2 separate regions of the Homo sapiens genome follow, and region 2 is linked to region 1. Evidence: chromatin contacts called from ENCODE Hi-C or POLR2A ChIA-PET data. All regions are on one chromosome and are shown on one strand. Each heading gives the region's core, a stretch centred on a gene start or an enhancer-like site at or near the end of the contact. The rest is flanking DNA. Distances are from core to core; before and after follow the strand shown.

Region 1 (4,542 bases), core at 983-3,482:
ATTTAGGTGCCCCACTTTGCTAAAGTGGATGTCTATGCCATCCCAGGGTTGGGGGTCATTACCCATGAGCACACCCCCCCCCCCCGCTATTGGGTAAGCCATCCATAGGATGACCATAGCCCATCCCTTCATGCTCTTGGCTTACAGGCCTGAAGTGTGGCATATGCAGCAGCTAATTGCTTCTCTATCAATGAATATCGGAGCTCCGCTCCTTTCCACAGCTAGGACCAAAAACCTACTGGCATTCTAAAGTGCTCTCTGTGCTGCCATAAGCCCCAGCCAAAACCATCTGTAGTCACATGTACATCAAGTTCAAATGGGCGTCCCTGATCAATCACTTGTAAGGCCTGTGCTTGCTGAATAGCCCACTTGGCTGACAGAAAGTCTGTCTCAGCCTCATCATCCCACTCCCAGGTAGCCCCCTTTTTTGGTCAACCAGTACAATGGTTTTATCATTTGAGCCAAATGGGGCATGAATGGCCAAAAGGCCTACAAAAAGTCTTTAGGTGTAGGCACCTCAAGGGGCCTACAAAGGACTGCAGCTGTCTCACCATGGTGGGTTGGGGGTATGCCTGGATTTTATTAATGATGGCCTCTGTTAAGGCCTTCATCTTACCTGATCAAATAACTCCTAAGAATTTGGCAGACAATCCAGGCCCTTGGACTCTGGATTTGTTGATGGCACAACTGCATACTGCCAAATGTTGCCACAAGAGGGGCGCCGCCACTTCTAAATGTGCAAGAGAATAAGAGGTTAACATAATATCATCAATATAATGGAACAGGTGGACCTCTTTTGGACATTTCCAGGTGGCTAAATCCATGGCCACAAGACCATGATAAACAGTGGGGCTATGTACATAGCCCTGTGGCAGCACAGTGAAAGTCCATTGTTGTCCTTCCCATGTGAAGGCAAATTGTTGCTGGCTCTCTGGAGCAATGTCAATGGAAAATAATGCATTAGCCAAATCTACAACATAGTGGTACTGTTCCAGTTCCATTGTCAAGTGGTCCATCAAATCCACAATGGAAGGTACAGCTGCACACAGAAGGGGTGTTACTTTATTCAGTTCCGAACAATCCACTGTCATCTGTCAAGTCCCATCAGGCTTTCTGACTGGCCATACCAGGGAACTGTAGGGGATATTGGTGTTATGCACTATTTGCACCTCCCCTAACTTCTTAATAGGTTCAGTTACCTCCATATATCCCCCTGGCAAATGGTATTGACGAGTGGAGGTAACCTGTCAGGGTTGTGGCAGAACTTGGGGCCGGTGATATGTATGTCCATGCAGTACCGGCTTTACTACAGGGACTTGAGTCTGAATTCTCTGACCATGGTGTACAAGTCCAGACCATGCAAAATGTCCATCCCCAATATACATTCAGGTACGGAAGAGACATACACAGTGTATGGTGGAGGAGCCAAGTGGCCAATGCCAAGATGCAGAGACACAGGTTTCACCATCACTGACTGGCCCACATAAACATCAATAAATGCAGCTCTGCCCAGAAACTTATCTGGGTTCCCATAAAAAAGATTGCAGTCTGCACCAGTATTTACCAGCGCTAGGACCCATCGTACATTAGTGGCAGACCAGTGGATTGCCAACTCCACGTATGGCCTTCAGTTGCCTGGTTCCCCCGCAACCCAGGTACCTTGGCCAGTTTCCTAATCAAACAGGAAAGGCTTCGTATCTAAGCCAGTCTGCAAATAGTCCTTGAGCTGAAGCGTCTGGGTGGGACTGGGTTGAGCAACATTGTTTTGCCCCCTCTTGGGTATTTTCCAGAATTGTTGCTCTGGGGACAATTGCCTCCAGAGCCAACAGCATTCTGTTGGGATGTCTGTCAATTTTCACTGGAGCAACACAGCTGAAATTAAATCAGTCCACATCTTCATGCGGTTCACCCACTGGAGCCCTCTCTTATCTCGGGGGGTGGGTACCTGTAGATGGAGCATCTTCCTCTTCTTTATGGCACAATTCCCTGGTCCTGTTGATGGCCTTCTGCCTCCTCGAGGGCTACCATAGTAGTAGTCACTTCATATATGCGACACCCCACATACGGGGTGAGGACAGCAGCCAGAGAGGCAAAAGCACTTAGGTGCACTTAGCCCAGAACAAGATTCCTCATATAAGAGACAAAACATTCATCATCTGGCCCCCAGGTATTCAGATCAAACATGGCCTGCCATATACCCAGCCCCTGGAGTACCTGCACCAAATCGGTATGCCACTGCCATCTACTGACAGTTTCTGGTATTTCACTGTCATCAGCCACTCAATCAGTGTGGTCACCTTGCCCCTGTGTTCACCAGCTGTAGCTGCTGAGGAAGGGAGGGGTAAGTTGTAATAGAAACCAGCTTCTCCACCTCAGAGGTGGAGCAGGAAATGCTGTCAGCTCCTTCATCCGAAAGACGAGTAACCAGGCAGGAAGGGGCTCCCCCAAAAGCTGCCCACATTGCTTGCCTAACTCCCGCAGCTCAGTGAGGGTATAAGCACTATAGGAAGTGTGTTCCACCACAGTAGGGGGGCCCTGAGCCCGCTCCTGAGGTCCCATTGGCTGCTCATGTTCTACCTTCTGACAGATCACAGGGCGAGCCTGCAGCGGGGAGCCTCCTGCTCCTCAGCATTAGACTGAACGGGGCAGTTCCCTGCCTGGAGAACAGGCTCAAGGTCACAGTGACGGCTGTCTCACTGTTTCCTGCCATATTGTTATTTGTTTTGTGGTTGTTTCTTCTTTCTTTCCTTTATTCTTTGTTTCCTGTTCCAGGCTGCTTTTCTGGGCCTCTAAATGCCCTGTTTGCACCTGGAGGTCCTTACCCACAGTTTTTGCTCCAAGCTGTGCATTTGAGCCCCCAGGCGCACAGCTTGCACCTGGAGGTCTCTTACCGGCGCAGTGTCCCTTAGGGACTGAACATGTACTTTCTGCAGTGCAGTCAGAAACGCTTATCTGACTCTGCTGGTGAAGGCGAATTCCTTCTCGTGCTGTGTGCTTCCAGCTGCTTCAGTGCTTTCTCCACACCCACAAGGGACCCATCCACAGCCTCCCACACTTACCCTGGAGCGCAGTGGAGCATCACTGCCAACGGGTACCTTATGTGCATACATGACAGGTTTAATCCATGTTGTTGCAAATGACAGGATCTCATTTGATTTTATGGCTAAGTAGTACTCCATTCTGTATAAGTACCACATTTTCTTTAACCATTTATCTGTTGATTGACACTTAGGTTGTTCCCAAATCTTGGCTATTGTGAATAGTGCTGCAGTAAACATGAGAGTACGTACATCTCTTTGATATATGAATCTCATTTCTTTTGTGTATATACCAAGCAGTGGGATTTCTAGGCCATATGTTAGCTCTAGTTTAAATTTTTTGAGAAACACCCATACTGTACTCTACAGTAGTTGAACTAACTTACCTTCCCACCAATAATGTACAAAGGTTCCCTTTTCTCCACATCCTCACCAGCATTTGTTATTGCTTGACTTTTGGATAAAAGGCATTTTAACTGGGGTGAGATGATATCTCACTGTAATTTTGGTTTGTATTTCTCTGATGATCAATGATGTTGAGTACATTTTCATATACCTTTTTGCCACTTTTATGTTTTCTTTTGACAAATGTCTATTCAGATCTTCTGCCCATTTTTCAATCAGATTATTAGATTATTTCCTATTGAGTTGTTTGTGACCCTTGTGTATTCTGGTTATTAATTCCTTGTCAGATGGATAGTATACAAATATTTTCTCCCTTTCTTTGGGTTGTCTCTTCACCTTGATGATTGTTTTCTTTGCTGTGAAGAAGCTGTTTAATTTGATGTGACCCAATTTGTCCATTTTTGCTTTGATTGCTCGTGCTTGCTTGATATAGCTCAAGAAATATTTGACCTGTCCAAGGGCCTGGAGAGTTTCCTCAGTGTTTCACTGTAGTAGTTTCACAGTGTCAGGGCTTAGGTTTAAGTCTTTAATCCATTTTGATTTGACTTTGTATACGGTGAGAGATGTGGGCATGCTTTCATTCTTCTGCATATAGATATACAGTTTTCCCGACACGATTTACTGAAGAGACTGTCCTTTTCGCAGCATATGTTCTAGATGCCATTATGAAAAATGAATTCACTGTAGATGTATGGATTTATTTCTGAGTTCTCTATTCTGTTTCATTGGTCTATGTGTCTGTTTTTATGCCAGCACTATGCTTTTTTTTTTTTTTTTTTTTTTTGGTTACTATAGCTCTATAGTATAATTTGAAGTCAGGTAATGTGATTCCTCCAGTTTTGTTGTTTTTGCTGAGAACAAACTCAGATCATTTATGGTTCCATAAAAACTGTAGGATTGTTTTTGTCAATTTCTATGAAGCATGATGTTGATATTTTGATAGGGATTTAATTGAATCTGTAGATTGCTTTGGGAAGTATAGAAATTTTAAAAATATAAATTCTTCCAATCCATGAACATGGAATATCTTTCCATTATTTTGTTCCCTCTTCAACTTATTTCATCAATGTTGTATAGTTTTCATTATAGAGATTTTTCA
Region 2 (4,542 bases), core at 517-3,016, 81 kb before region 1:
TGCAAAAAATTAACCAGGCATGGTGGCGGGCGCCTGTAGTCCCAGCTACTCGGCAGGTTGAGGCAGGAGAATGGCGTGAACCCGGGAGGTGGAGCAATTCCATGAAGAACAATAAAGGTTTAGTTGAGAATGACTGGCCACAATATAAAATAATTATTTGTTAAGTAGTTAAATGTAGTATGAAAATGTATGTGTGAGTATGCGTGTGCCACCTCTGTCTTAATGTATGTGCTTTCTCTGAGTCCGCTCTGCCTGTTATTTGATCCTTAGTTCTATGTCGTGCTCTTAGTTCTGATAGATTTTTGATTTAGATTTTTGAATGGAAACATTAATTCCTACTGGTCTAATCTTTTTTTTGTATCAGGATGAAAAGTCTATCAATAGATAATTCTGCATTTCTGTCTTCATTTCCTCAAGGTTCAGAACTTTAAATACACATTTTTAATCAATTACTTTTATTTCCATTTTTAATTAACTATTAAATTAATGAATACTTACTGAGTTTCGTCAAGGTTCAGAACTTTAAATACATATTTTTAATAAATTACTTTTATTTCCATTTTTATTTAACTATTTATTAAATTAATGAATACTTACTGAATTTCTCTTATGTGCCACTCTGTATCAGGTACTTGGGACACATAGGTGAATGAAAGGAAACAAAATATCTTGTCCTTATCAAGTTTGCATTCCAGTGTACCTGAGAAAGTGTATGCAGATGTTCACTCTCCTCAATGTATGCCAACGGGAAACACATTGAAATTCCAAGCAATGGCTTCTTATTTTGCACTGATCGGGTTGGTGGTGGTGGTGGTGGGGGCAGGTGGGTGATGAAGGCTGGGTTATGGATAAAAAAGGTCTTTAAAAAAAGGGTTTAGTGACCATATTTACTAGAGATGCACACGAATGCACACAAACTTTTGATACGGAAGTGCTGGGAAGGGAAGAGCGTGGTCCCTTTAAATGATATGGAAGGGGGAAGGGAAGTGCTGGGTAGAGGCGGTCATGGTCCCCGGCTAGGGCTCTATCCCAGGGACCTCGGTCTTCGCGCCCAAAAGTGGCATTTTCCAAGACTACCTTGGCCCACCACGCCCCTATCCTGGGCTTATAAAAACCCAAGACCCTAGCAAGGCAGAGACATGAGCTGCTGGACAGCCAGAGGAATACATTGGTGGAAGAAGACAAACAGCTGGACATTGAGAAGACTTTGAGGGGAGCATGCCTGCGGAAGAGCACACCGCCAGATGCCCGGACACCAGCAGGCCACTGACCAACAGGCCATGACCAGCGGAACGATGTGGAGTTTGGCCAGGGCAGATGGAGGAGAGCCCGGGGCCACCAAGCAGCCCAATTCCACGGGAAAACCATCTGTCTTCTGGCTCCCCCATCTGCTGAGAGCTACTTCCACTCAATAAAACCTTGCACTCATTCTCCGATTCCAGGTGTGATCCAATTCTTCTGGTACACCAAGGCAAGAACCCCAGGATACAGGAAGTCCTCTGTCCTTGCAACAAGGCAGAGGGTCTAATTGAGCTGGTTAACACAAGCCGCCTATAGATGGCAAAATTAAAAGAGCAAAACAAAAAGAGCACCCTGTAACACACGCCCACTGGGGCTTCAGGAGCTGTAAACATTCACCCCTAGACACTGCCGTGGGGTCGGAGCCCGACAGCCTGCCCGTCTGTATGCTCCCCTAGAGGTCTGAGCAGCGGGGCGCTGAAGAAGCGAGCCACACCCCCATTGCACACCCTACAAGGGGGACAAGGGAACCTTTCCAGTTTCACTTTCACATTGAGTACTATTTCAAAAGGCCTTGAAAACTCAATACTGATTTTCTGTTTTGCCTTAATTAACTGTATCTCAGCCTCCCACAGCCACTAGCTTTTCTGTGTAACTATTTCTTACATTATTACGCATCAGGCCAGTACATAATAGCAAAAACTGTGATGCACCTGGAGAAAGAAAAGGAAAAACAGACATAGGTTGAAGCCCTCCGGGATAGGACACTTGCCGCTTATTTGCTGAGTATCTACTTTATAATCATGATACTTAAAGTCACGCCTTCTGAAAAGAGGAAGCAGATGTGGCTGCAAGAATTTATGTAAACTACTTTCTAAGAGGCTATGGATACATACATTGTGATGTTTCCATCTCCCATTTAATCCTTGGGAAATCACATCATTTACAGATATTTATGGCTCTTTTCAGCTTTAACATTCAATAATTTAACTAAAATTAGAAGTTAACAAAAGTCACTGAGACTAGAATTTCTTAATTTTATTTCTTTATGTATGAATATTTACTAATATGTAAATTTTCTTGTAAGTTCTGAATCCTACCTTCTTTTTAAGGCACACAGATTTGTCCTTTGTAGAAGAACTGCGCACAAAATAAGGTTATCACAGAAACATATAAGCCAATAGTAATTATGATATAAAATGCTATATTATAAAGGGCTTGGCATGATTTAATTTCTTATTTTTGTATTTTTCAAAGAGTAATATAAAGCATTTCTCTAAGCAACAGAGCATACATGCATTTTACAACTTTGTTTCCTTTTATCAAATGAAAATGGATTCAATATCAGATTTGTGGCATAAAATCTGATAAATCTATGAAGTCTCAATGAACTAAAACGGCAAATCATATTATTTTACTTCATTCCTAAAGAAAAAAGACTCCTCTATCTTTCTCAGTCTTACATTTTATACACACACACAGTCACACATACACACACATATCAAAGCTTTATTAAAAATAAAACAAAATGCCCCCTCAACTTGCCATGTGCAATAAACAAAGTTTATGTCCTCTCAAAATTCTTATGTTGAAATCCTAATCCCCATAGTGATGGCATTTGAGAGTGGGGCTTTTGAGAGGTGATCAAGGCTCTTCTTGAATGGAATTAATGCCCCTATGAAAGAGACCTCAGAAAAATCCCTTGTCTTTTCCAGTTTGTGAAGATACAGAGAGAAAACGTCTGTCTATGTGGAAGGAGGTCCTCTCCAGCGCATCATCTGCCAGCTCCTTGACTTAGGACCCTCCAGCCTCTAGAACTGAGAAATAAATATCTGTTGTGTATTACCAGTCTACAGCATTTTTGTTATAGTAGCCCAAATAGACTGAGACACCAGAGGTTAGTGCACATATAACTTCAGTCCATCCTTTCCATGAATATATGGTGTTTATGGTAAAAATCAATATGAAGCCATGGTTGGTCACTCAATAAAGAAAATAAAAGTAACTGTCTTTTGTAAAATATGCTTGCTAGTTACAGGTTTGGACTTAAATGTTCTACCATCTTTTCAACTTGATTTAAAAGAAAACATTAACAGAAAGTTAACCAGAAAATTTAATTAATATCCCGATTTCTAAGTATCTCCATTTCACACCATTCTCACCACTCTAGAAAGTAGCCACCTAGAAAGTAGTTTACGTACCTTTTGCAGCCACAACCGCTGCCTCTTTTCAGAAGTCAAGACTTTACATATCACAATTCTAAATTAGATGCTCAGCAAAGAAGCTGCACGGGTGCTATCCTGGAGTTTCAACCTATGTCTGCTTCTTTTTCTTTCTCCAGATGCATGGAGGTTTCTGCTATTATGTACTGGCCCAATGTGTAATAATGTAAGAAATAGTTGAACAGAAAGCTAGAGGCTATGGGAGGCAAAGATGAAATTAATCAAGGCAAATGGGAAAATCAGTATTGAGTTGAAAAGACTTTTCATAAGAAAGAAAACATTAACAGAAAGTTAACCAGAAAATTTGATTAATATCACAGTTCCTAAATTTCTCCACTTCATGCCATTCTTTTATCTATTTCAATTGTATGTCATCTTACCATACAATTGAAATATATAAAAGTCTTTACACCTAAATATTAATAGTAAAACACTGCAATTTAAAAGGAAAATGGAAAAAGAGAAAATAATTTGTTCGGAAGAACATTAACTCTCAGAAATAAGAGGCCACAACTATAAAAACAATTCCAGTCCAATTACCAGTTACAATGTTATTAAAAGTGTGGTCCCTTGATCTGAGTGTTGAGATGAAGTTACACGTCTTAAAGTTCAAATAAAAATAATTTTGAAAAGTAACATTTAAAAGGCCCTGGTAAAGCATTATAAAATACTCTATGAGTTTTCAACATTTCTACACAATCATGAGTATATTTAATGTTATATTTCCATGATCTCTTAAAAAATATTTTCAAAACATGGTGTGAGACCTCAAAGGGACAATTTTGTGAAAGTTACATTCCAAACCATAGTTCTGCAGAAATGTGTACTGTTACACTGCTACCAAGTGGCACTTTGGTACTAAAAAGAAAGATTTACCTGAACAATGATCAGTAGTGGTTCAGCACATTGCTTTCAATCAGCAATATTTCTTGAATGACTCTCACAGGACAGACCATGATGCACGGCCACTCTCATACATTATTTTCTGAAGGTAGAGAATAGTTATTCCTCCAAGAAAAACATGCCAAAGGCGAGCATGTAACTGTAACAAACCCAGAGGAAAAACAATTTACAGTGACTC

The links. Hi-C counts contacts between places; a loop is a spot of excess contacts on that map. ChIA-PET counts read pairs that join two places held with the same protein, here RNA polymerase II (POLR2A). Pooled maps may share reads with other maps.
Region 2: a map with no recorded cell type shows a loop between it and region 1 (6-fold over the local background). The contact joins two enhancer-like sites. A Hi-C loop is called at or near these places in 1 of 168 maps with a recorded cell type or tissue (PC-3), 1 of 37 single-sample maps with no recorded cell type and 6 of 50 pooled maps. POLR2A ChIA-PET finds 5 or more read pairs at or near these places in 2 of 52 experiments (OCI-LY7 and naive thymus-derived CD4-positive, alpha-beta T cell).

The regions. Positions count from the first base shown.
Region 1 is chr21:23,966,564-23,971,105 of GRCh38, forward strand. No RefSeq gene overlaps it. Among named protein-coding and RNA genes, the nearest start is that of LINC01689, 350 kb to the right of the region's middle. Within about 2 kb of position 2,233, at least 2 of the 41 ENCODE cell types and tissues checked have a DNase peak (open chromatin) inside an H3K27ac peak, as active enhancers do.
Region 2 is chr21:23,886,070-23,890,611 of GRCh38, forward strand. No RefSeq gene overlaps it. Among named protein-coding and RNA genes, the nearest start is that of LINC01689, 430 kb to the right of the region's middle. Within about 2 kb of position 1,767, at least 2 of the 41 ENCODE cell types and tissues checked have a DNase peak (open chromatin) inside an H3K27ac peak, as active enhancers do.